4 separate regions of the Homo sapiens genome follow, and all the other regions are linked to region 1. Evidence: chromatin contacts called from ENCODE Hi-C or POLR2A ChIA-PET data. All regions are on one chromosome and are shown on one strand. Each heading gives the region's core, a stretch centred on a gene start or an enhancer-like site at or near the end of the contact. The rest is flanking DNA. Distances are from core to core; before and after follow the strand shown. Region 1 holds the start of ACTR1A (actin related protein 1A). Region 2 holds the start of DPCD (deleted in primary ciliary dyskinesia homolog (mouse)). Region 3 holds the start of KCNIP2 (potassium voltage-gated channel interacting protein 2). Region 4 holds the start of FBXW4 (F-box and WD repeat domain containing 4).

Region 1 (6,610 bases), core at 1-2,500:
GCCTCGGGGCGGCGGGGCGCTAAGGGGGGCGGGGCGCCGGCGCACCCTATCCAAGCACCCATTGGCTAATGTCTGTGCCAGTCACAGGCAGGGAAGGTGTGACTTGACAATAGGCCCCGCCTCCCCTCCCTGTGTTGGGAGTGTCCCAAGGCTCTTGGTCTCCCCCTAGTGTTAGGAGGAACCCAAGTTTAGAGATGCTGAGCACCCTCTGAGGTGCTAAGGTCCCACGAAAGCAGCGAGAAGTGCGCCAACAAAGGATTTGTTACTGTTTTGCTGACGCGCTGCTAACTAGGATTTAAACATAAATCTGACAATGGATTGATTCATTCATCCATGGGGCGTTAGTATTAATAGATGATAATAAATCTAATGTTTTCTAGGGCTATTGACAAAAAGGTCCCTGAAATTTCAAGGGGGCTGGGGGAGAACATAATCCAGAGAAAAAAATGCACTGGGCTCATTTGAAAGCAGTGACACATAACCTCTCTTCACCTCCATTTTCTCAACCATCAGTGTCAATTCTAGCTCGTTATGAAAATTAAAGAGATACTCGAGCAGTTTCTGAAACCCTTAGATGATGTTTTAATGACCAAAAGATTACCTATACCAGTAGTTCCAATTGCCAATCTTCGGATCAATGTTAGCCTGTTATGCAGAAAAAAAGAAAATGCAAAAGGCAACGACAATGTACAGGTTTTTAAACTTAAAGCTAATTTTATGCAATTTAAATTGTTTTCCTTTGTTGTAGGAATATGTCCTCTCGCGTACGTGTGTTAACATTTCCTTTTTGTTAGAGTGTGAGGTGCTAGGAGATGTTTATTAAAGTCTTACAGACCCAAATAAAAACATGAGAACCTTATATTGTCTAAGGGAACGTCGGGGGGAGTGGCAGGGCTGATCTGCAAAATCCAAACATCCATGAATTACGACCAATCCAAACCGAACTACAGACAAGTACTCGAGAAGACTACATACCTCAGCATGCACTGCGAACTCCTTCAAAGGGACTACAGATCCAGGCATGCAACATGACCATCAACCTGTGTCTCTGGCTGTTTAATCTAGGGAGACCACAAATCCCAGGGTACTGCGCATTGGAAATGCGACTCCCAATCTTAAACTAGGCGGGCAACAAAGCAAGCTAGATCGCTAACCCAGGCGCAAAGCTTGCTGGGGATTGTAGTTCTTCAGAGGCGAGGTCGGGCCGCTCCCTCGCCGCCCTGAACCGGCGGCTAGACTGCGCATGCGTGTCAGTGGCGCTAGCGGCGGACCCGGCTGGGCAGTTCCTTCCCCAGAAGGAGAGATTCCTCTGCCATGGAGTCCTACGATGTGATCGCCAACCAGCCTGTCGTGATCGACAACGTGAGTTGCGTCTTTCCTATCTATAAGGGGACTTGGGCTCTCCTCCTCGAAAGGATCGCTTCCCGGGGTTCAGCCTGAGCCGCCGGCTCTTTGTCACTGGCCCGGCCTGTCAGGCGCGTTCAGCCACCGCCGCCTCCTTCCTCCCCTTATCACATAGTCCGCAGGCAAGGCGGCCAGCCAGCAAAAGTGGGATGGAGAACTCTGGAGTGGATAAAGGAAAGAGTTATAGTCCAAGCCAGTCCTTGGGCCCTTGGCTCTAGGGGCCTTAACCGCTGTGTGAGATTCCCGTCGCCCGCCCTCTCCCCCATTTCCGATCGCTCTATTGGTTGCTCTGGCTGTCCATCTTAGCCAATGATACCGCCTCTTAGCCTTGCCGGATGAGGCTAGGCCTCTGCGGTGATTGGCTCACGCCCCTGCCATTCTTCCTTGCCGCCATATTGTTTTCCCTCTTGAAGGGGCGGGGCAGTGCTCCAGGGCTGTGGGGATTGGCTTCCGGGACTCTGGGTGGTGGGGCCTAGAGGCGAGTGCCCGCCCGCGGGTGGAGAACGGCTAAGTTTTCCTTCGGTCTCAGCCGGCGCTGCGGCTTGGTGGTGTGGATCTGGGTGGGGCCCGAGAATCTGGTGCCAGAAACCGCTGTAGGATGTCAGCTATTACTGTGATTATAAATTACAAAGTTGGTAAAGGTCGAGAAGAAAGGAGAGTGACAAAGGAAGCAGAGAGGTTGTCCTCCTCTTTGGAACGCCTAGTTCTTACGGGGAAAAAATTACCAAACTTAATATTTGCCTGGCGCTCTAGCGCTTCCAGGGCGTTTTCACATACATTCGAGTTGGATCCTCACAAAAACTGGACGCATAGTTTAAAAGGAACTTTGATCTTCGTGTTACCGATGAGAAAACTGAAGCGCGAAGACGTAACGTGAGCCCAAGGTCACATAGCAGAGGTGCCCTAAATCCAGTACTTTATCCGTCATCCCTTTTGCCAGCACCACCATGCAGAAGCATCAATATTGACCAATAGAAAGAATCTAAATACTGCTCTTATTTTGGGGGGAAAGGAGAAAATTGTAAAACGACTGCATTTCTGCCTTCGATTCAAAGCTTTGGTCCCACAGAGATTGATCCCTGTCTGTGTCCCTTGTAGGTCCCTCCATTGAGGCAAAACTACCAGTTCCCTCTGTTGTAAGCTGACTCTGTCAGATTCCCTTTGTTGATTCAGCTCTTGGGACCTTAGGCATATTACAATGTTCTCGTTTAAGCTTCAGCTCTGTTAGGTAGATAGGAATTACTATCCCCAGTGTATGCAGGGATGTTAAATAACAGATTTCAAACCATCCAGTTTAGGAATTGAGGAGCCAGTCATCAGACTAAGATCCAGTTCCAAGTTGCTTGCTTTTTCCAATATATTTTTGTTGTTGTTTTCATTAAATTTTCCTTCTCTCCATGGGTATTTTGTTTTTATTATTCCCCCTTAGAAAGGGGCAGGATTGAGCTCAATGAGACAGCTCATTTTTTTTTTCTTTTTTTTTTTTGGAGACAGGGTCTCGCTCTGTTGCTGAGTCTGAAATGCAGTGGCGCGATCACAGCTCACTGCAGCCTCAACCTCCTGGGCTCAAGTGATCCTCCCGCTTAAGCCTCCCGAGTAGCTGGGGCTGCAGGCACGCGCCACCACCCCTGGCTAATTTTTGTATTTTTTGTAGGAAGGGTTTCACCATGTTGTCCAGGCTGGTCTCAAACTCCTGGGCTGTTGCGATTCTCCTACCTTGGCCTCCCAAAGTGCTGGGATTATAGGCCTGAGCCACCGTGCCTGGCAGAGACGCCTCTTTTTTTGGTGTGGGGGGGTGGAGGGAACAGGATCTCGCTTTGTCACCCAGGCTGGAGTGCAATTGTGCGATCTCAGCTCACTGCAGCCTCCGCCTCCAGGTTCAAGAGATTCTCCAGCCTAGACTCCCAAGTAGCTGGGATTACAGATGTGCACCACCACGCCTGGCTAATTTTTGTTTGTTTGTTTGTTTGTTTGTTTGTTTGTTTGTTTTTGAGACGGAGTCTCACTGTCGCCCAGGCTGGAGTGCAGTGGCGCGATCTCGGCTCACTGCAAGCTCCGCCTCCCGGGTTCACGCCATTCTCCTGCCTCAGCCTCCCGAGTAGCTGGGACTACAGGCGCCCGTCACCTCGCCCGGCTAATTTTTTGTATTTTTAGTAGAGATGGGGTTTCACCGTGTTAGCCAGGATGGTCTCGATCTCCTGACCTCGTGATCCGCCCACCTCGGCCTCCCAAAGTGCTGGTATTACAGGCGTCAGCCACCGCGCCCGGCCTAATTTTTGTATTTTTAGTAGAGATGGGGTTTCACCATATTGGCCAGACTTGTCCTGAACTCCTGACCTCAAATGATCCACCCGCCTTGGCCTCCCAAAGTGCTGGGATTACAAGCATGAGCCACCACACCCAGCCCAGATACTTCATTTTTGAGAGGATCTTTTTGTCTCCCTCACTAGACTATTAAATCCTTGTGGAAAAAGATGATATTCTCCCACAGGTTTAGTGGTGTTGGGAAAAAAAATTTAAGAAAGATGATATTCCTTTAGTCTCACTTCACCCACTTCTCTCCACACACACACAGTATACCTAGGGTCTGGCACCTCTGTGTGCTCAATAAATGTTTTTTCATTGGATTGATGGGTGATTGGATGAATGACTGAATATCTCTATCAAAGTAACAAAGATATTCCTAAATAAAGAAAAGATGGGGAGTTTTCTCTAGTTAGTTACTGCAGATAATTGAGTAGGACTTTTTGTTCTTGATGTTGATTTTCAGAGAGCACTACGATTTCTGTCTTTAGCCAGGCTCTTTGTGCTTCTTCTGCCTTTTTCTTAGTTGTAAAAAGGAAAAATATATAGAAATTCAATTTCCTGTTTTCATCAGCAATGCAGAAGGAACAACCTGTCTATCCCACCAGCTCCTTTGCTTCTTGAATTGCTAGGCAGGAGTTCCATCTCCGGCCATTTTCTTTAATATCACTTACACTAATGCGTCTTAATTTTTTTCTTTCTCTTTCCTGGTAGTATGTTTCGAAATGCATTACAGCAGTGATGCATTTTTAGTTTCAAGATTTAAAGAATTGACTTGTCTTTTTTTTCCCCCTCTGGGAAAACATGTCCTTTATTATGCCAGTATTTCTGCCAAAAGGTGAAGTAGGAGAAACTTAAGTCATTTTCCTATTAGTATTTGCTGAAAATCTGCCACATTTTTACATGTGCGGTCTCAGGTAGTCCTTGTTGTTTAACATTTGGGGGGTCATTTTGTTTTTATTATTTTCAAGATGGTAGATGTATAGGAAACATTATTTGAAATACCTGAGACAACTTATTACATATAATGAGAATAATGTATCACTAGCTATGTTAACTCCATAGCTTAACATGTTGCTACACTTTATTTATGGGCAGAAGAGTATAATCAAAAGAATGCAGGAGAAAGAAAGCAGGGAAAGAGCCCCATTAAGTTCACAGCCTTTCCCAATCATAAGACAATTGTGACCACGTCTTTCATCTTACTCTGGCATCAAGTCATTTCATCAGAATTTAATGAGGAAAATGGAGGGGCAGGTAGGTGTGTGCTTTAATGACAACAATAAAGTGATAGGTATTTTTTTAATCACCCAAGAAGCTTTATGATGATAGATATTTTTTAAAACCAAATATAAGTCATTTCTTCCCAAAGACATAGAGAATAGTGTAAGATAGGAGCAGCTCCTAGGCCACATTTTGAGGACTACACTTTGATCAGAATACTATGTTTATTCTGAAACTCAAATTTTTCCTAAGATCCAGGCCAAATGTGGTGGCTTACTCCTGTAATTCCAGCATTTTGGAAAGCCAAGGCTGGAAGATCGTTTGAGCCCAGGAATTGGAGACCAGCCTGGGCAACATAGTGAGACTTCATCTCTACTTTAAAAAAAAAAAAAAATTAGCCAGGCTTGCTTGGTGGCATGCACCTGTAGGAGGCTGAGATGGGAGAATCACTTGAGCCCAGGAGTTTGAGGCTGCAGTGAGATCGTGCACCTCACTCCAGCCTATTTAAAAACAAAAACAAAAAAACTCTAAGTTTACAGTTTTGCCTGAACCTAAAATGGATCAACATTCCTGTCAAACTTAAAACTGTCTTTGTGACTATATGGACCTAAATGCAGGCTCTTCAGAAGTTCAACAATAAGCTAAGCATTTGTTTGTTTTGCTTTGGATGTTGTGCTGCTTCAGCCCCCTTTAAAAAAAAAAAAAGAGAGAGAGAGATACTTTAAACACACAGAAAAATTCGGTGTGGTATATAACAAGCACCCAGGTAGCATGTGTCTACTACCCAGATTTAGTAAATATTGATGTTGCCATATTTGCTTCAGTATTTTTTTTGCTTTAGTGTTCCCATCCACCTTCATGTTTTAAGGAAATAAAACATTACAGATATAATTGAAGACTCTTTGTACCCCTCCACAACCCTATCTTTTTTTTTTTTTTGAGACAAGGTCTCACTCTGTTGCCCAGGTTGGGGCTCATTGGCACAATCAAAGCTCACTGCAGCCTCAGCTTGCCAAGCTTAAGCAATCCTCCCACCTCAGCCTCCCAAGTAGCTGGGACTACAGCCGTGTACCACCTGCTCAGCCTTTTTTTTTTTTTTTGTAGAAATGGGGTCTCCCTGTGTTCCCCAGGCTGATCTAGAACTCCTGGGCTGAAGCAGTCCTCCCACCTCAGCTTCCCAAAGTGCTGGTATTACAGGCATGAGCCACTGTGCCTGGCAACCCTATCCTTTCTCTCTGTTTTACAAATAATCCGCAAAACAACCATCATCATAAAATTGTCCTCCTTTTATACTCTGGAAGATAAGTCAGGAGAATTGTGTTGTTCAAGGCCAGCCTGGGCAATACAGCAAGACCCCCATCTCTTTAAAAAAAAAAATTGTGCTCCTTTCCACCTATGATTTTTTTTAATTTTTAATTATTATTTGTTTTTAAATTTTTTTTAGAGATGAGGTCTCACTCTATCACCCAGATTAGAGTGCAGTGCTGCAGTCGTAGCTCACTGCAGCCTCAAACTCCTGAGCTCGAGCAAACCTCCTGCCTCAGCCTCCCAAGTAGCTGGGAGTATAGGAGGAGCAAGCCACCATGCCTAGATCCATCCATGATTTTATGTGCATATGCATTTTAAGTTTGGCAGGGGAGTGTGCTGTTTGTGTTTTGAAAGTTTACTTAAGTGCTAT
Region 2 (6,375 bases), core at 3,070-5,569, 910 kb after region 1:
CAAGTGATCCTCCACCTCAGACTCCCGAGTAGCTGGGACCATGGTTGCACACCACCATGCCCAGCTAATTTTTAAATTTCTTTGTAGAGATGGGGTCTTACTATGTTACCCAGACTGATCTCAAACTCCTGAGCTCAAGTGATCCTCCTGCCTTGGCCTCTCAAAGTGTTGAGAATACAGGTGTGAGCCACCACGCCTGGCCCTTAACTTTGTTTAAAGTGGGTTTTCCCAAACAAGTGTTTTTGTTTTTTAAGAGTGTCTGGCTATGTTCCCTAGGCTGGAGTGCAGTGGCTATTCACAGGCATGATTATAGCACACTACAGCCTCAAACTTCTGGCCTCAAGTGAGCTTCCTGCCTCAGTTTCCCCAGTAGCTGGGATTACAGGTACCCAACACAGGTGTTTAGTTTTTATAAAGCCAACTATATATTTTCTTTCTTTGTGGTTACTGCCTTAGAAGTTGCACTCAGAGCATCTTCCCTTACCCAATGATTATTCGATACTTATCTATACTTTGTTTTAATAGTATATTTATTCTAGAAATAAATGTATATATAAATTATTAAGTATATTAGTATATTTTTGTAAAAGAAAAATAACTGTGAGTGTATGCATGAAATAATATAGAAGTTTATGTATAAAAATATAAATTATGGGCTGGGCGAGGCGGCTCACGCCTGTAATCTCAGCCCTTTGGGAAGCCGATGCAGGCGGATCACCTAAGGTCTGGAGTTTGAGACCAGCCTGGTTAACATGGTGAAACCCTGTCTCTACTAAAAATTAAAAAAAAAATTAGCCGGGCTTGGTGGCGGGCGCCTATAATCCCAGCTACTCAGGAGACTGAGATAGGAGAATCGCTTGAACCCAGCAGGCAAAGGTTGCAGTGCGCCGAGATTGCGCCATTGCACTCCAGTTTGGGCAACAAGAGTGAAACTTGTCTCAAAAAAAAAAGTAAATTATGATTATCTGGGTGGTAATATTATATTTGACTTCTTTATTTTTCATATTTCCACAATGAATGTAATTATTTCTTAAAAAAACAAAAGTAAAATGGAGTCTCATTATCCAGCCCAAGATATCAATAGCCATGATTCTTGGTGGAAGGGAGTAACCTCCCCCCTACTCCCCACACCCCTCCTACACACCCAGGGGTAAATCTGCAGGTTTGACAAGGCTTAACCACATATGCAATACTGAGTTGTTTTTCAGTCTGGGGATAGGGTGGAATCTTAACAATATCATTTTGTGATGCTACTAACAAAAGAACTTAACAAAATCCTGGCTGATAAAATATTTGTTTAAAAACTTCTGTGACCAAAAACAGTGAAAGCAGGGACTCAAGTGGATATTTGTATACTCATGTTCAGAGCAGCATTATCCACAATACCCAAAAGGTGGAAGCAACCCAGGTGTCCATCAACAGATGAATAAATAAACAGAATGCAGTGTAGACATACAATGGATATCACTCAGCCTTAAAAAGGAGCAAAATTTTGACACATGCTACAATATCCATACCTCTGTGCCCACCTCTTCCAGGCACAGCCCTTGGTCCTTGCTCTATCTCCCCTAAAAACACAGGGAACATTTAGAGGTTTACTTTATGAACGATATTACAGCTGGAAAGGATCCAAACAAGTAAAGGGGCCAACTAGAGATCCTGTGGTGAATTAATGGCACAGCTGGAAGTATCCAACTGTGGCAACATGGATGAACCTTGAAGCGTTACACTAAGTGAAATACACCAGTTACAGAAAGACAAATATTGTATGATTCCACTTAGACGAGGTTCCTAGAGCAGTCAAATTCATAGACAGAAAGTAGAATGGTGGTTGCCAGGGGATGGGAGGAGGAGGGAATGAGGAGTTGGCATTTGGTGGGTACAGAATTTCACTTGAGCTGAGTGTAGTGGCACATGCCTGTAGTCCCAGCTATTCAAGAGGCTGAGGTGGGAGGACTACATGAGCCTAGGAGTTCAAGGCTGCAGTGAGCTATGATCGTACCCCACAGCCTGGGTGACAGAGCAAGACCCTGTCTCTAAAAAAAAAAAAAAAAAAAGAATTTCCGTTGAGAAAGATTAAAAAGTTCTGAAGATGGTGGTGATAGTTGCACAACAATGTGAATGTACTTAATGCCACAGAACTGTACACTTAAAAATGATTAAAATGCTAAATTCTGTTATGTATTTATTACCACAATAAAAACAAAAACCACTGTCCTATGAGAAAATGTCCTAAATCTTTAGCAAGGCATAAGAGATCTATCACAATATGTCCCAACTTATCTGTCATCTCTCTTCATTTTCCACAACTTCCCCTCATTGCTCCTTGAGAAAAGGGACCTTTTTATTCTCGCTTCCATCCTGGCACCTAGAATAGTACCTGACATAGTTATAGGTGGTTTGTTCTGACTGAGTGACTGCTTTAACATTACTAAACATTTTGTTATTCCTCTAGTAATCAGGCACGTACCTTCACACCTTCACATAGGGTCCTTATATGTGAGTTGTTCTTTGAATAGCTATCCCCTCTTCTTCACTCAGCAAACGCCTATTAATTCTTTTTTTTTTTTTTTTTTCCAGTTTTTTTGAGACAGGGTCTCGCTCTGTCGCCCAAGCTGGAGTGCACTGGCATGATCTCGGCTCACTGCTGCGTCTACCTCGCTGGCTCAAGCGATCCTCTGGCCTCAGCCACCACAAGTAGCTGGGACTACAGGCATGTGCCATGATGCACGGCTTATTTATTTTTTTGTCTGAGACACAGTCTCACTCACTCTGTCACCCAGGCTGGAATGCAGTGGTGTGATCTCAGTTCACTGCAACCTCCATCTCCCGGGTTCAAGCGATTCTCCTGCCTCAGCCTCCAGAGTAGCTGGAATTACGGGTGCGCACCACCACACCTGGCTAATTTTTTTGTATTTTTAGTAGCGATGGGGTGGTTTCATCATGTTGGCTAGGCTGGTCTCGAACTCCTGGCCTCAAGGGATCCGCCCACTCGGCCTCCCAACATGCTGGGATTACAGGCGTGAACCACCACATCCGGCCATAATTTCCGTATTTTTTGTAGAGATGAGGTTTGGCCATGTTGCCCAAGCTGGTCTCGAACTCCTGAGCTCAAATGATCCGCCCACTTTGGCCTCCCAGAGTGCTGGAATTACGGGCGTGAGCCACTGTGCCTGACCTTATTAATTCTTTAGGACCCAGAAACATCATCACTTCTGTTGGGTCTTCCTCCAAAGAGATGTCACTTACACCTTCACTCTTTCCTACCATTTTATACAAGACTACAACCTCTATTTAACGCTTCTTATTATTTAAGTACATGTTTTTCCCAACCACTCTGAGTCCTGGGACAACATATCTTTTTCTTTCTGTTCTAGTTTAGAGCTTGGCACATAGTAAAAGTCTTCCTAAATGTTGCACGAACGAGTAAATGATTTTAATTTCCACAAACTCCAGGCTTCCCTGATTGGCCCCTGCCTGTGAACATGAGTCACCAGTTGTTATCTTGAAAGCCTCAGGAACTTCAGACGCAATTCATCCTGGCTACCCAGTGGGTCCAGAAAGGACCCAAGTGCACAAAGGGGCCGGCATCGGCCAATCCTAGGGTGGGGAAAAGTTAGGTATCCATGCCCCTGTGCCCACTTCTTCCAGGCACAGCCCTTGGTTCTTGCTCTAGCTCCCCTAAAGACACAGAAAATATTTAGAAGTTCACTTAACAAAAATATTACAGCTGGAAAGGACCTCAGAGATAACAATGGTAGTCCATCCACTTCATTTTATAGATGAGGAAAGTGAGGCCCAAACAAGTAAAGGAGCCGACTGAAGCGCCCGTGGTGAATTAATGGCACAGTCGGAACTAGAGCCCAGGCCTCTCTCCTCTCTAAAGTCTAAAACATTCTTGGATTTCAGTTTCCTCTTCTGTAAAACGGGGTGAAAATTAGCCTCTCAGGACAGTGGTGAGGAGCAAATGAGATAATGAATGTAAAAGAAATTACTATATTAGCAACAGAAATCAGAGCGGAGCGAGATGGTGTAGAGGAATCTAAGGGGTGTCCGGAGACATGTGTTCCAGTCATGTCATCTCTGTGAACCTCAGTCTCCTCATCTGCAAATGCAGGACCTGGCCCGGCTGACCGCCGAGACCCTTCCAGCTCTGCCGACCCAGGCCCTGAGGCCCTTCCCGGAGGGCCGGACCCTGAGGGAAAAAAACGAAGGAGCCCGTGGGGACCCTCGAGTTACCGTCCTGCAGCAGCGCAGTCTTCTGGGCTGTCCGCAGACTCTCCAACCAGCCCGTCACCGCCATCTTTCCCCTGCTAAGCAGCACGCCCAGCCGCTGCCATGGCAACCGTTCCAGAGGGTCACTTCCGGCTGACTCGGAAGCTATTCTGGCCATTTGCCCTCCTTCCCCCCTTCGTCCGCTCTCATTGGCTCTGCTGGTAAGTGGTCTATTCCTGCCCACCCCCGGGTGACTAGCTTGGCCAGTAGTCGACCCCACCCGGGGACCGACTCTGGGGGTTGGAGAGACTCTTGGGGCCGGGGTCGGGCACTCCAGCTTTCTTCTAGCCCCGAGCTGGGATTCCCTGGCCTGCGCCAGCTGCGTACACGGCGAGTACACCGCACCTGCCCGGGACTTCACCCGCAGCTGCGAGACTCCTCCATTCCCGGAGGGCTCCCCACACCTGCTGCGGCCGTGCCCCATCTCCCCGCAGCTGCGGCGCTGAGCACCCCCATGTCGAGAGGCTGAGACCAGGACAGGTGCAGGGCGTTCCCACTCACCCCCGAAAGTCCTCCTCCTTCCTCTGCGAGTCTGTGTTGGAGGTAGAGAAATAGTATGTGGGGTTTATGTGCAGGTCCTCCCCAGGCTCCGCTCCATCCCCTAAAGCTCCATTTCCTAGCCCAGCATCCCATTTGGTAAAGCCCTTCGAAGTGGGCCGCAGCAGGGCTGTGCTGAATCTTTAGCGCAACCCCTCTGAGGAATGGTGTCGTTTCCTACTCCTCAAAAGTACCCCCGATGGCACCAGCCTTCCCCTCATTTCCCGTAATACTCCAACTTCGAAAGGCTGGGGAGTGTGAAGCTAGGCTAAACCACTGAAGTTTAACCGGGTTTGAAGAGACCCCCTCCCCCGACCCGCTTCCCCAAACTGGGCTGCTACCCCCAAAGCCTGGTCAGGAAAGACCCTACCTCCATAGGCAAAGGGGTTGGAGGGCCTCAATTCTGGATTTCCACGTGCAGCAGCCCTGACCAACGCTCCAATAGGCCGGGATCCAGCCATACTTCAATGGATCCCAGGGGTATCTTGAAGGCATTTCCCAAGCGGCAGAAAATTCATGCTGATGCATCATCAAAAGTACTTGCAAAGATTCCTAGGAGGGAAGAGGGAGAAGAAGCAGAAGGTGAGCTGACCCAGTCTCAGAACCCTCGTGTGCTTGAACCCACAGCCTTCATGTGCTTCAGCCCTACGTTGTTTATGTCCAGAATCAGATATTGGAGCTGACTCTGCCTGTCCAGGGCCTGCAGGTCTGTTTGTATCTACCTTGTGCTAAGCTTGGTCCTGGGTCTTGGACAGGCTATTTGCTGTGTTACCTTCTTTTCTACCCGAAGACCTCTATCCATCAGAAAAGACTCCCTGGGCCCTCAGGGAATGACCAGTATAATTTTTGCCCTGAGGACTGGGACAGAAACCCCCCTCCATTACCCAGGCTTGTTGTTAGTTGTTTTGCAGCCAAATTGGCAAATAAATGGCAGAGGCTTTGGAGGCAGGGTTGTCGGGTCTGTCAGACTGTAAGGGCAAGAAACGCGCTTTGTTGAAAGAATAAATGATAAAGGATTCAAAGTATGGAGAGAGGCTGGGCGCGGTGGCTCTTGCCTGTAATCTCAGCACTTTGGGAGGCCGAGGCAGGCAGATCACCTGTGCTCAGGAGTTCGAGACCAGCTTGGGCAACATGGCGAAACCCTGTCTCTACTAAAAATACAAAAAATTAGCCAGGCATGGTGGCACACGCCGGTAATCCCAGCTACTCGGGAGGCTGAGGCATGAGAATCGCTTGAACTCGGGAGATGGAGGTTGCAGTGAGCCAAGACGATGCCACTGTACTCCAGCCTGGGCGACAGAGTGAGACTGTCTCCAAACAAAAACAAAACAAAAGAAAACAAAACAAACAAACAAAAAACAAAGTAAGAAGGGAGGAGGCATTCATTAAACAAATATTTACAGGTTACTTACAATGTGCCAGACACTTCTAGATTGCACCAAGGAACAGGACGTATGAAAATCCTTGTCCCTTACATTCAAGTGCTGGCCTGTGAGAAAATTTGCTATATGTAGAAGGAAAGCTGTCTGGATGGAAGGGAAATGCTTATTTTCAGGGTAGGGG
Region 3 (6,848 bases), core at 3,482-5,981, 660 kb after region 1:
ACTTTGGGGCCCAGGGCAGACACACTCTCCTCCTCCTTCCCCTTTTTGTTTCTCAGGCAATCTACACAGCTATTTCCTGTGGGGAAATCTCCTTGAAGAGTCTGCCAGATTCCTCTTGGAACCCTCTCAGAGTAGGGACTTGGGCCCTCTGACCCTTTCTCTACAGGCTTTTACCCTGCTGACCCAGGCAACACTGGGTTAGGGTTCTGTGGGTAGAGAGTATGTGAGGTGAGCAGTGGGCACACAGCAAGGATACGCCCCAGACTTTCCTCTCGAGTGGGCAGGCATCTTTAGAAGGAGTGCTAGACTAGGAGTTAAGAACCCTCGGCCCTGCTCCCAAGCTGGGACTCACTAGCAATGTCACCTGGCCCTGGCCATTGAAATTGGCCTCCTTGGATCCTACTCTTGCCATCTGTGCCAGAAAAGGACTGCATCTCTAAATGCTCCTTCTAACCCCAAAATGTAAATAAATCCAAAGGGAGAGTGAAGAGACTAGAAACACATCTAAAGAGAGGTGGTGCTAGAGCATGAGTCTTCTGGCCTCAGTTTCTCCTCCTCCATCAGATCACTGAGCAGCCCAGTCCCCCTTCTGCATAGCCAAAGCAGAGACAGATGTCAGCCTCAGCCCTCCTTTCTTGTCTGTGCCTGCTTCTACCTCCCCAGGAGCCCAGATGCTCTTCTTACATCCTCCAGAGTTTGTTCCTGTCCACCCCTCTTCTCTCCTTCCCTGCTGTCAAGGAACTGTTTGCTCATTTGCCTGCAGGGATAATAGCTGTTAAGGGTTCATTTCCTAAGAGAGAGACTTCTAGTGCCCCGTGTAGCAGGCACTGTCCTCTGCCGTTTAGAACTGACTCTCTCCTGTTTTCTCTCTGGCTGCGCCCTCCCACCTTCCCCAACTACCCTTTCCCAGGTTCGATCCATTAGCACCAACGTCCGGAGAAACCTGGCCTTCCACACACTCAGCCAAGAAGTCCTGCTCAAGGAGTTCTCCACTATCTCCTGAGGCCACGCCTACCTGAGCAGCCTCTGACTGCCCTTACCCATGAGGATCATGGGCTGGAGGGGGAGCGAGGGGAGAGGGGGCTGCCCCCGAGGTTGGAGAGAAACACAGATACCAAGTTCTCTTGGTGAAGACCGCACTTCAATGGAGCTTGGGCAGCAGGGGCAGGAGGGTCAAGCCAGGGATAATCTTATTTGGGGAGGAATGGGTGGGCACAGTGGGGAGAGGCCTCCAGGAATGTGGGGACTTCCAGAGTGGGCTCCCTAAACAGCCCCTCACATTTCCAATCTTGAGGTTACAAGCTGTAGCTACTGACTAATTTTCGGGAGCTGGTGAGGCAAGCCTCAGGGTAATGCCAGCACCCTGAAAGTCAGTGGCTCTGCTCGGCTTCTGAAAACAGATCAACTCTCAGATATAGCTGGAGCTACATCCTGCTTCCTTTGGGCCTGGGGCTGTGCTTGGCTTGAAATCTGTGTCCCCTGCCTGCACTGGCACTTTGTCCAGTCATCGGGACCTTTGGCTCAGATTTAGGGTAAGATAGGAATAGGGTACCTTTTTCCTTTTTTTTCTGAGACGGAGTCTCACTCTGTCGCCCAGGCTGGAATGCAGTGGCGTGATCTCGGCTTTACTGCAGCCTCCGCTTCCTGGGTTCAAGCGATTCTCCTGCCTCAGCCTCCCGAGTAGCTGGGACTACAGGAGCGTGTGCCACGCCCGGCTAATTTTTTGTATTTTTAGTAGAGATGGGGTTTCACCATGTTACCCAGGATGGTCTCAATATCCTGAGTTCATGATCCACCCACCTTGGCCTCCCAAAGTGCTGGGATTACAGGCGTGAGCCACCACACCCAGCCAGTTTTCCTATTTTCTGAATTCAGAATTGACTTCTCTGGGAAAACTGGAGATGAGAATCTGCCCAGTGCTCTGCTGTCCAGTCACCGCCTTTTGAATTTTAGTTTTGGCACCAGGAGTACCGTTAGCTTTCCCCTTCTTCTGGCCCATTTGACTCATCAGCACAATAGGGTCACCACCTTAACTTTTAATTTCTAATCTGCTTTACTGTCTTTAGGGTGTGTATGAAATAAACATTGACAGGCTTTCTGGAGCCCTCAAGGTGCCTACTTTGCTGGTTCCCTTTCCAGCAGCTCCCCCACCTCCCTTAGCCCCCCCTCCTCTGGCAGCCTCTCCTGCCTCTGCTGAGCTCCCCTCCACGTGTTCCACCCCCTTACCCTGCTGTTGTTTACATCCAACCTGCCTGAGAATTTCCTCTGGGGAGGAATCTATTCCTGTCATGGTCTAGTGCCTGGGAGGGAGAGAACTTTCTGGGGGTAGGGTGCCCTCCATCTGAAACAGGCCAGGTGAGCATCATGCATAAGGCCTCCATTCTGTCCGCTCAGATTCTGGGTGGGGCCACAGGCAAATCTCCTGACTTATGGGGAGTTGGCTTGTGGTTCCTCCCTTGGATAGCCTCCATGGAACCACTATAGGCTTTCCCAACAGCTGCCTCTGAAATAGCTGCTGCTTCGAGATCCTCCCTTTTTAAAGCACTTTCTAAAGCCCTCAGGATGGCGGGAGCAAACAGCACTGGTATATTCTAGGAGTAAGTGCAGGAATTCAGCAGTGAGAGCATGTCTGGGACCACCTGGACTGCCATCCATTTAACCTCAAATCTCTTTGGGATACTCGCCCTCCCTGGGAACCAGAGTTCTGGCTCTAACATTGAGCAGCTATGCACTAGTTCCAGAGAAGCCACTAACAGGCTGCCATGTGTAGATGTAGGTTCTTAAGAGATCACAGGCTGGGTCATCTGATCACTGGATGGATAGCTCAGCCTGGGGCATTTAGTGTTTTCCCTGGTGATAAATCCCCAAGGCAGCTGGATTTGGAGCTGGTGGCAAGTTGAAATTATTAAAAATTGATTTGTGTGGGACTGTCTTTAGTGTTGCTTTTTTTTTCCTTAATCTCTGTTGCCCAGACTCATTCCTCAAAGATAGAGGTAAGGTAATCTCCTAGGTGCTGCTGCCATCTGGCTAGGGGACCCCTACCTGCCCTTGTGAACTCTCCTCCTTCCTCTGAGTCTCCTGGCCCTAGTAGAGGTCAGTTGGGTTCGGAGAGCTGTAACCTCTCTTGTCCTCTGGGTAGAAGGAGGGAGAAGAGAGTTAGTTCCCTTATCTCCAAACTTAGTGGTATTGAGGAGGCAAGCCAACCCATTTGGCCACTTACGGATTCCTGCCAGCCTTTCCTCCAAGTGAATGAGGACAGGTCTAGGGCATGGGGCACTAAGCAGAGGGCTCCTTGCCCTCCATTGTAAAGGCCCTTCTCTTGACCAGTTTATTCACATATACCTATCCCAGAACTCCAAACGAGAGTGCCCATTCTCTCCTGGAAATCAACCTTAACAGGAGCTGCCCAAGCACTTTCTATGCCCAGCCTCTATACCAGGTCTGTGGAGCCTCCTCCAGAGCCAAGGGAGATCCAAGCGCAGGGCATTGCTCCTAAAGACAATCTTACCCTCAGCCACTTGTCCCCCTCTTAGGCCTGAACTCCCGCCACAATTCCTGCTGGGTTGATTAAATCAAGTGGTTGGAAATTAAAGCCAATTGAAGAGATTAAGTGTGCTTGAGTCACTTTAAAGTTTTTGGTCTTAACAGGTCACTCCTTTGGACCCACCAGACAAGGTCCCCTCATCCTCATAGCAACGGGTTGGGGGGCTTTTGGGTGTGGAGCCCAGGAAGCATCCTGAGGAAGGTCAGACCTGTGACGCTCAAAACACTCAGGATCCATTCCTGGGAGATGAGGCAGCCCAGCTTCCGTGCTAGCCCTGCCTTTGGAAAGGAGCTAATCTTAAGGAAGGGGTTTCATAACAAGGGCATTTCTTTCCTACTCTGTATCCTGACTTGGATCCCCAAACCTGTCAGTTGCTCCCCATATCTGCTGGAAAACAAGGAATCTAGGACAGGACAGGTGACAAAAGAGAAGGGCAGAAAAGTTGCTGCAGGGGAGGAACAAAAGAGCAAGGATGTCTTGAGAAACTGACCTGGTTCACTAGTTTTTTTATCTTCCTAGTCGGCCTATGGGGTTCATTAGATCAGTGAAGGAGGCACCCTGAGAGTGAATAGGTTCCAGAGACGGGGTCCTGGAGTGGGTGAGAGTTGGGGTCCTTCTGGAACTTGAGAGAAGATGAAACAGTAGTCCATTGGCCCACGATGAGCCTGCTAATATTAGAGGCTGGGTTGACTCTTCCTTTGCATCCCTAACCTGCTTTAAGCACGGTGGGGACTGTCTGGGACCACGAGAGACGCATACACGGGAGGAGGAACAACAGAGAAAATACAGGCTGACATGGAGACAAACGGAGCGGGGACTCAGATATGATACCCCAGGCTCTGCCTCAGCCAGAACTGTGTTGACGAAGGGGGACGGGGTGCCTGAGAATTGGGGGCGGGGTTTCCTCCTCTCAGTGGGGCTCTTCTGTCCCGCGCTCTCCTCCTCCCCCACCCCCCCCCCCCGCCAAGCCCCGTGACTTCTGCTTTAGGGGCAGATTGCTGGGGAGCTAGTCTCCTTCCCCGCACTTTGCAGTTCACCCTTTCACCGGGTGCCTCCCCCGGGCTGCAAAGGGTGGGGGGCGGGGGTAGGGGGAGCCAATCCCGGCAGCGCCAAAGAGGGGAGGAGGCGGTGACAGCCGCGGGGAGGGGGCGGGAGGAGAGAGGCAGCTCGGCTCGGCTCCGCGCTCAGCTCCGCTCTGCCTCCGGCTCTGCGCTCACCTGCTGCCTAGTGTTCCCTCTCCTGCTCCAGGACCTCCGGGTAGACCTCAGACCCCGGGCCCATTCCCAGACTCAGCCTCAGCCCGGACTTCCCCAGCCCCGACAGCACAGTAGGCCGCCAGGGGGCGCCGTGTGAGCGCCCTATCCCGGCCACCCGGCGCCCCCTCCCACGGCCCGGGCGGGAGCGGGGCGCCGGGGGCCATGCGGGGCCAGGGCCGCAAGGAGAGTTTGTCCGATTCCCGAGACCTGGACGGCTCCTACGACCAGCTCACGGGTGAGTCAGTGACGTGGGGGTCGCGGGAGGGAGGGTGGATTCCATTCCTCCAGACCCTTCCGCCTCTCCGACCCCGGCCTGGCCCGCACCCACACTCTGCCCCATTCCCAGGCACTCTTATGGCCGGTCTGGGCGGCAGGACACTGGGGGTTCAAAGCCTTGGGTCCCGCAGGGGTTGGGGAGGAACAGAAGAGGCAGGTGTGGAGAGGCAGCAGGTGTGGGCGTATGTGACACAGGGCTGAGAGGGTGTCTGGAGTGGGAGGTGTTACGTGCGTGAGCACCTGTCATTCTGTGTGTGTGTGTGTGTGTGCGCGCGCACCTCCCACAGCTGGTTGCCATGTGCCCTGGGCTTGGTGACAGCTAGGGTGAGTGTGATTGTATGTGGCAGTGCAATTGTATGGTCTCGTCAGATGTTTGAGTTTGCGTAGGACCCTGGTTGTACTGATGAAGTTGTTTTGACCATGTGTCTCTATGTGCAACGATGTGTTGTGAGTGTGTAATTCTGTATGAAGTGGTGTGTAACTACCAGAATGTGTCAGGGCTCTACTTTAGGGTGGCTTGTCTCTTTGTAAGCCTTCATGACCATAAGCCCTCTGGGCAAGAATTTGTTAAAGTAGGTTGTGTTGTGTTTTGTGGTTGTGAGATTAGTGTTCAGTGCTAGTTGTGTACTTTCATGTGGTGATGTCTGCAGCGGGGCTCTGTGAGTGTCTATGACGTGTCTCATCCCTGCTGCCTCTCTGGCTTCCTGGTACAGATAGGGGTCTTTAGTACACCCCACTCCTTCACCAATTTTTCCACAAATAGCCCAGGTGGACCCAAGGAGGGACTTTAGTGTTCAGCTGCCCAGTCTGGTTTCCAAGAGACCTTATGGCTCCAGCACCTGGCCCCTGTAGGGAGGCTTTAGTTAGTGCTGGGTCAGCCCTCTCTCCCCACACCAAATCATGTACTGAGATTATTCTTACAACTGAATCCTTCAACCCCCAACAAACCTTTCAGAACTTCACTCAAACCCCAGGAAAACACATCCTCTTCCTTCCCCTCCAGAGACAGAGCTAGAAGCTCTAGGCCTGGGAAGTGCCATGTGGTGTCCTGCATGTCCACCAAACCACTTGGCTGCCCGGGCATCCTCTCTTTCCCACATGGGGAGGTATGTGAGGCCAGTACATCTGTGCATGTGCATGTTCCTGGGTTTGGTAGGAAGAGCCATGTGTTTGTGTAGGTGACTGTGTCACCCTGGGTACATTTCCATGTATGTGTTTGTGTCTCTCATTGTGCAGCCTGCTCTAGAAAGCCAGCAGAGTGGGAGGAGGGAGGCTGTCTCCCTGAGGCCAAAACAAAGCTGGGGAGGTGGAGGGAGGCCATGATCCTTGTCCTTCCTGAGGGGAGTGAGATTGAGACCTGGGAAGGGGGAGGGGACTAGGATGAGGTGCCTTGAGCATGTGTCTTCCCCCATCCCCCATCACTGTCCCTAGGGAGGCCCTAGTCAGGATCAGGGGAGCCACTCAGGCTGGCCCCAGATGAGAGACCATGCCAGATGTGCCTCAGAGCTGGATGGAATCCAAAGGACCCACTGTCCAGCTCTTCCATGAATTCTGTTCCCATCACCAGCTTAGGATTCTTGAGAGTAGTAAGGGCCTAGGGGCCTTCAATAGTATCACATTAGTCAGTGTTTGCTTCCAGCTTTAATGGGTTCTCACCCTTAGTGAAACCATCCCTTCCCCACTTGGCTATTTGAATGAGATTGGGTGGGGGAAGCATTTGTATTTGGAGATGCCCTGCCCCAGTTCAGTCAGGAATGGAAGTGTACCAGCTA
Region 4 (6,953 bases), core at 258-2,757, 810 kb after region 1:
CTTTCAATAAACCACTGCCTTGAGTTTGGAAATCGTTTTCTACACAAAGTCTTTGTTGCATTTGGAGAGGGGGAGGGATGGCATTTTTTTGTAACAGGATTTGACCTGTAACTATTATTAAGAATTTTCTTAGAGGAGTTCAAAGCATTTTACAGGGATCATCTCATTTATCCCTCGAAAGTAAGGCAGAGGCATTATCTCCACTACAGATTGAGAACACTAAAAGGCCAAGATAGGTGGGGCTTTTTGTTGTTGTTTTGCTAAGATCAAAAAGTAATTCTAGGGCAAAGCCAGATTCCGGTCTGACCTTGTTACATGATGCTTCTTGCAGCACCATAATACAATGTAGTTGCTTCCCTAGGTTTCTCTTTGGCTATGCTAGGTGTTGAATAATTTTCAGGGTCAATTTTTATTCTTCCCTGCTCCCTGAAAATGAGTGTTAAGATGTAGATAAGTACAAAAGAAAACTCTCCAATCCTTCCTACCTGGATTTGGAGTACAGGATAAACAGACAGAAATTGGCATCTTCCTCCCCTCCTCCAAGTTTTACTGCCTAGCCCAATGCTAATAGAAAAATAACCCGAGCCACAAATGCAAGTCCCATGTATAATTTTAAATTTTCTAGTAGTTACATTAAAATATATTGTATTTAGCCCAATACAGCGTATCCAAAATATTAACACTTCAACACGTAATCAATATAAAATTATTAATGAGATATTTTGCATTCTTTTTTTTGTATGGCTTCAAAATCTGGTGTGCATTTCTCACTTATAGCTCATTTCAATTTGTATTAGCCACATTTCAAATGCTCAGCAGCCACATGTGACGAGGGAGGACACTGTTGGACAGCACAGGTCTAGACCTCAGTAGCTCTCCCTTCAGATTAATGCCATGTGAATCGAATGGGTGGTATGAAGAATGGATGCTGAGTCCTTGGAGAATCCACTTGCACTTGGGTGGTGACTGATAAGAAGCCCTAGCTGTGCCATTTCCTGATACATGACTGTTTTTGAAGTTATGGACTCAGGATCTAGAAGACTGCAAATCCCCAAATACGTCTAACACCCAAGCTCACGCCAGGACCGTGCTTCCGGGCCTGTGTGAGAACCTAAGCTATGGAACCTGTCAACTTCTAGGGCTGCAGATTCGTTGGGCCCTCACATGTGGCCCGTGGAAAGGAGGCATCACTCGAGGAAGAGGAGGGCTTCTAGAGGGGCAAGGCCACCCAACTAGGGGCTTCTTGAGGGCAGGTGCTCCAAATGGCCGCTTCCTGAGGGCAGCGGGTCCTCTTGTGGCCTCAGGCAGGGCCCTGAAACCGGCCTCACGTGTTTGCAGCGCGAACTCCTGTGCTTCCACCAAGCGCTCTCGGGGATGCGGGGGTGGTGTCAGCGCCCCGGCCCCAGCCCGCACCCCGAAGTGGCTCCAAGGCTGCAGGTGTGAGGGGCGTGCCCAGGGCTCGGCCCGCGCCGCCCCATGTGACCCGGTCCGACATGGTGTCGCCTCCTCCCGGGGCGGCGGCGGTGGCGGCTCGGGCTGGGCTCCGCGTCGGGCCGGCCCCGCGGCCGCTCATGGGCAGCCAGGGCCGCTCGGGGCCCCCCGGGAACGGCGGGCCCGGCGAGGGCGAGGGCGGAGAGGCGAGGAAGCTGCAGGAAGGGAGGGTGGCGAGGGGGAAGCGAAGGAAGGGGAAGGGGAAGGGAAAAGCGAGAGCGGGGCAAGGCGGAAGAGGAAGCGGGGCGGAAGGGAAGCCCGGGCCGCAGACGGCGAAGGAGGCAGCCGGGCCGGGGGCTGACGCGGGAGCGAGGGCATGCCCAAGGGAGGAAGCAGAGGGAGGCAGAAGCGTGGAGGAAGGGGCGAGAGGCATCGTCAAGGGAGTCGAGGGGAGCGCAGGGGCCGGGAAGGAGGCACAAGGAAGAGAGTATGGGAAGAAGGAGGAATGGAGGGTCAGGGCTAGGCGGCGGGAGGGCGCCAGGCCGGGAAGAGCACAGGGACGAGGGGGTCAGGCTTGGGCCGACATCGCGGGGACAGGGGTGGCCATGGCGGCGGCGGCCGGGGAGGAGGAGGAGGAGGAGGAGGCGGCTCGGGAGTCGGCTGCCCGCCCGGCCGCGGGGCCTGCGCTCTGGCGCCTGCCGGAGGAGCTGCTGCTGCTCATCTGCTCCTACCTGGACATGCGGGCCCTCGGCCGCCTGGCCCAGGTGTGCCGCTGGCTGCGGCGCTTCACCAGCTGCGATCTGCTCTGGCGCCGGATAGCCCGGGCCTCGCTCAACTCCGGCTTCACGCGGCTCGGCACCGACCTGTAAGCGTCCGCTCGCCCGCCCGCTCCCCGCCCCGAGCCGGCCCCGCGTCCCGGGAAAGGGCGGGGCGCCGCGGCCTGGTCGGCCCAGGGTCGTGTCGCACCCCGAGTTTCTAGGCCTACACCTGACCTCCGCCTACACCCTTTCCCGAGCACTCTCGGGGACCCCTTTGCCCCTCCTCCCCAAGGCCTCCATCTGAGGCAGCCTCCCGAGAGCATCCCTCAGTAGGCACCCTCCCGGGTGGGCCGCTCCTCACAATTAGCCATCTTAGGCACTCCCTACAGCTTTCGATTGTGTGTTTTTGCAGAGGTTTAGCTGCCCCGGTTCCTTCGCCCCAGAGGAGCCAGTCTGGTACGGTGCTTTGGACGATTCCTTGAGTCCAGGTCTAGGACTCAGGTTCCTTAAGTGGTCTATCATAAATTTTTGTGGACTTTCATCTTTCATCCTCCCTACCCTTTTCTAAAGGTTGTTAAGCTTCAGGGCTCGGACCTTAAGAGAAGCCCTCGGTCCCAGTGTTCAGCCATAGTTTATGACTTCATATAGGCAGAGCGACACGAAAAAGGGGGCCTGCTTGAGGCAGGAGGCTGGAGTCTGTCCAGGATGTGTACAAGACATGGTATTGCAATTTGGCCTGTTTTTGGTAGGGTCTGAGACCTGTGAATGAAAAACTTTTCTGAACCACTTAAACTGTTAAATAGGAAGGAAAAAACATGTAGGGAATTGGGGGAATAAGAGCTTTCAGATTGCCCCCTATTCCACCCATTTTTTAAAAAGTAGTTCTTTCTAGTACATTATGACAACATTAAATAACGTTTTTAAAAACATAAAAAGCCATAATACCATCACCTCTAGACAATTATTTTCATTTAAAAACCTTTTCAGTTGCACATATAATTGCTATCTTACTGATCCTAACAGAATAGGTACATAGTAAATGTTTGTGGGCTGTCGCATAATGAGATTAAAGAACATCCCTCTACTATTAAACTTACATGTAGTGTTCAGCTTTTTGTTATTATAGATAATAATGAAATAATGCATTTTTGAGTAACAGCTTTACTGAAATATAAGTCACATGTCATTACCATACATATTTTTTAAAAATCAGTTCCTTAGGATAAAGTCTCAAGGTGGCATTATAGCAAAGGTTATGGTTTGCAGAGGTGCTGTACCAAATTATAGTGGGACCAGCACAGAGTGAACAAATTTTATGTGAGAATTTAGAAAATCTTTGCCACTTTAGTGGTCATTTAAGGTACCAAAGTTGTGTTATTTTGCATCTCTTTTACCACTGGCTGGGATAAATATATTCCCATGTGTTTGTTTCACCTGGGAGACTGTCTCTTCCCACTCTTTGCCCATTTATTACTGGGGTCTTCTTGTTTTTCCTATAAATTTGGAATCTTTGTGGGTCTTAGATGTTAGAATCTAGTCTGTCATCTTTGATCCAGATATTTTTCCCAGTCAATTCATTTTACTTTACTGTTTTACACTTTATTAGGCTCTGCCAGTCTTTTGTGATTTTTTTCTCTTTTTCTCCCCAAAGCTGAGAAATTTATAATTCCTCCACAGACCTGATAAATCTGTTTCCCACTGGTTTTCTTACAAATTTGATTTTTTTTTTTTTTTTTTTTTTGAGACGGAGTTTCACTCTTGTTGCCCGGGCTGGAGTGCAGTGGTGTGCACTCGGCTCACCACCTCCTGGGTTCAAGCGGTTCTCCTGCCTCAGCCTCTTGCGTAGCTGGGATTACAGGCATGCACCACCACACCCAGCTAATTTTGTATTTTTGGTAGAGATAGGGTTTCTCCATCTTGGTCAGGTTGGTCTCGAACTGCCGACCTCAGGTTATCTGCCCACCTCGGCCTCCCAAAGTGCTGGGATTACAGGCATGAGCCATGGCGCCTGGCCTAATTTAATTTTTTAATAGTTAACACTTTCATCAATATCACTTTTGGTGCAAGAGGTGAATTCAACTTACTATTGTTGTCTACAACTTTGTTAAGTAATTCTCTTTTCCTTTGTTTTGGACAGCTTATTTTGCCATATAATAAGTTTATATATATATTATATATAATATACACATGTATATACACATAGACATATATGTGTGTATATTGGATCTATATCTGAACTCTTCATTGTGTGTCACTGATACAGTTTTCCATTTCCATACTATTTTAAATATTGTTACTTTTTGATAGAGTCTAGTAATCTGTCAGGGTAAGATTATCCTGTTGGATTTATGTGTGTGTGTCACTTCTACACTTCTGTTCAACTCTCTGTCAAAAAAAAAAATTCTGTACTTTTTCAAGGACTTTTGTGGTTTTCATGATAAAGTTCTTACATATCTGTTGTTGCACTTACTCCTATGTATTTCCGAAAATGTTATGCATTTCGTTTTTATTGCAAATACACTCTCTTCAGTATGTTTTCTGGCTGGGTATTACTGAATGTAGAAGATTACTCTACTCTTGTAAATTTTGAATTTGATGGTTTTTTATTCTAGGATGATTGTATTCATGATAATGGTTCCTTGGGACTTCTTGGGCATGCAGTCTTGTCACCTGCAGAAATAGTTTTTTATTCTCTTCCTTTCTCATGAGAATAACTCTTTCAAAGAATATTATCAGTTAACCTATAAGAGAAGTCTAAAGTGACTGTAACCCAAGCTAGCTAAGGCAAAGTTTGGCTTTCTCTCTCTTCATATAGAGATTGAGTGAATGAATGAAAGAATTGATGTTTATTTTCAAATGCTCTAAAAGAGAGATATTGGGAATGAATCTACATTCTGTAGCAATAATAACAACAAAAAAAAAGAAAGTGAATTTATGGTGTAAAATGCTTTGAGATTGCCAAATGATATGGCTTTATTATTTATTAGACATGTGTGTTTTGATTTCTCGCCCATGTCCTAGGGTAAGGTGTCCTGGCCTTCTAGGGAAGTTATTTTGCCATAGCACTTGATAAAGAGCAGGGTCACTGCTCGGGTTTTCTGGATTGAGGGAAGAAGTTATGCGTGTTACAGCAGGTGGAGAGAATGTTTACCAGTGTGGTCCGTTTCTGGACAGCTGCAGAGACTTAATAAGCCACTGAGAGAGGTGGTTGTCATCCCTGGAGGGAGAAGGCATGCACCCCAGTCCACTTAGGGAGTCAGCGAACCCGGGCCCAAAGTACAGCAAGAGTATGGCTGCTTGGATAGTGGCAGGGCTGTCGTTCATTGCTTTGGGCTAATTAACTGCAGACTAGATAAGTGAGATGAGTTTTTATCAGCATTACACAAAACTTGATTTGACCAGAAGCCACATAACCTCACTGGCCCTAGGTTTTATTACCTATAAAGAATGGGAATAACCTTGCCTGGTAAAATGAGGCTTAAGTGTAGAATGCTGGCTAGTACAGCATTAAGCACATAGTAAGCACACAATAAATTGTAAAACGGAACTTTTTAATTGTTTGGGTTCTCCTCTAGTTAGTCTGTATATAGCAAAAGTGGGGATGGTTTGACTTAGAGGTGCTGACTAAAGACAAAGGGAAGAACACGCACACACACGCACTGTGCTTCGTTTCTCTCACCTGTCCTGAATGTTTTTGGAAACATGACAGCAGAACCTGTGGACTTATGGCCTGCACTCCGGGACGAAGAGCCTCTTGATTCTCAGAAACACAAACTGCTAAGGTTTACTGACCTTCCGGCCCAGGGCAAGTCCCATTCAGTTTGGCTGTTCCTAACTGATCATAGCTTTGTTGAGTAAGATGAACTGCTTTGGTTCCTTGTGATTTGCTAATGGTCTTATACTTGTGCTTGAAGGCATTCTGGCCACTTTAAAACCACAAACAAATAATTTGCTTCCCTTTAGGCCTCTTGCCCGAACAGTGAACACTAATAGATATCCTAAGCTTACTTTTCTTTTTTTTTTAAAGGGACACAAAGATAGTTGGAGTCAGTCATCTGATTTAAAATCAGTTTTGTTTGGAGATTTTATGAAGCCTGTTGGAATAGAAATATCCTGAATATAACAATAAAAATCAAAGAAATGTTTCATATAGCAGTCTTTCAAATTTTCCCTAAAGAGTAAGAGGACAAACTAACCTAGTTCCGTTTACAAGAACAAGACAGTGGAATTCAGCTGTCACTTGATAATGTAGACTGAATGCAAGAAGTAGACATTATGACAGGGGAAGAACAGGAGCGCTATCTGCAAATTCTGATACTGAAAATTAACAAACGCAAATAATGGAAAGAAAAAGTACATCTGTGCATGTAAAGCTATTTTTAAAAGATTCTATTGCCAGTCTTATGTTAAAGAAAGCTTACTTGATCCTCTTCCTCCCGAATTAAGTGCTACATATTCTCAAATAGGAATTTTATTTTAAATAGCCTTTGAGCAGTACCTGGGTGCTGTCTTGCATTTGCCTATGATAGATTTGCCTGGAATTAACAATAGGTGTTTAGGGAGTGAGGCTCCTGAGGTGTTTGTCCTGGCATGTACATTCATTCCTGTGGAGGGGTCCTGTAGCCTTGGAGCTCTTTGAGGCTGGGGGCCTGGGGTATCTATTTCAGTGATGATTAACGTCCAGAGTGGTGAGATAGACACAGATAAGCAGAGTGTGTTTATTTGTTTTAAAATGATTGTGCCTAAGAGCATTTTCTTGACCCA

Evidence for each region. Hi-C counts contacts between places; a loop is a spot of excess contacts on that map. ChIA-PET counts read pairs that join two places held with the same protein, here RNA polymerase II (POLR2A). Pooled maps may share reads with other maps.
Region 2: a map of naive thymus-derived CD4-positive, alpha-beta T cell shows a loop between it and region 1 (23-fold over the local background). The contact joins the promoter of DPCD here to the promoter of ACTR1A in region 1. A Hi-C loop is called at or near these places in 1 of 168 maps with a recorded cell type or tissue (naive thymus-derived CD4-positive, alpha-beta T cell), 1 of 37 single-sample maps with no recorded cell type and 6 of 50 pooled maps.
Region 3: a pooled map shows a loop between it and region 1 (2.5-fold over the local background). The contact joins the promoter of KCNIP2 here to the promoter of ACTR1A in region 1. A Hi-C loop is called at or near these places in 2 of 168 maps with a recorded cell type or tissue (B cell and naive thymus-derived CD4-positive, alpha-beta T cell), 2 of 37 single-sample maps with no recorded cell type and 14 of 50 pooled maps.
Region 4: a loop to region 1 is called in a map of naive thymus-derived CD4-positive, alpha-beta T cell, with 15 times the contacts of the local background. The contact joins the promoter of FBXW4 here to the promoter of ACTR1A in region 1. A Hi-C loop is called at or near these places in 1 of 168 maps with a recorded cell type or tissue (naive thymus-derived CD4-positive, alpha-beta T cell), 1 of 37 single-sample maps with no recorded cell type and 7 of 50 pooled maps. POLR2A ChIA-PET finds 5 or more read pairs at or near these places in 1 of 52 experiments (common myeloid progenitor, CD34-positive).

What each region holds. Positions count from the first base shown.
Region 1 is chr10:102,497,352-102,503,961 of GRCh38, reverse strand. ACTR1A (actin related protein 1A) reads left to right here and starts at 1,250. Exons shown (of 11, transcript NM_005736.4): 1 at 1,250-1,362. The coding sequence starts at 1,315. It also overlaps a transcript of SUFU not described here. RefSeq lists silencers at 1-174, 852-921 and enhancers at 1,272-1,371, 2,766-3,266.
Region 2 is chr10:101,586,265-101,592,639 of GRCh38, reverse strand. DPCD (deleted in primary ciliary dyskinesia homolog (mouse)) reads right to left here and starts at 4,319. Exons shown (of 6, transcript NM_015448.3): 1 at 4,240-4,319. The coding sequence starts at 4,303. It overlaps POLL (DNA polymerase lambda), which reads left to right and starts at 4,383. Exons shown (of 9, transcript NM_001174084.2): 1 at 4,383-4,818; 2 at 5,234-5,394. The coding sequence starts at 5,280. RefSeq lists enhancers at 4,034-4,363, 4,464-4,743.
Region 3 is chr10:101,841,683-101,848,530 of GRCh38, reverse strand. It overlaps KCNIP2 (potassium voltage-gated channel interacting protein 2), which reads left to right and starts at 4,731. Exons shown (of 10, transcript NM_173191.3): 1 at 4,731-5,035. The coding sequence starts at 4,963. It overlaps ARMH3 (armadillo like helical domain containing 3), which reads left to right. Exons shown (of 26, transcript NM_024541.3): 26 at 911-2,932. The coding sequence ends at 1,003. RefSeq lists a silencer at 4,509-4,758 and an enhancer at 4,714-5,219.
Region 4 is chr10:101,689,724-101,696,676 of GRCh38, reverse strand. FBXW4 (F-box and WD repeat domain containing 4) reads left to right here and starts at 1,507. Exons shown (of 9, transcript NM_022039.4): 1 at 1,507-2,296. The coding sequence starts at 1,572. RefSeq lists silencers at 1,338-1,617, 1,648-1,697, 1,978-2,437 and an enhancer at 2,748-2,827.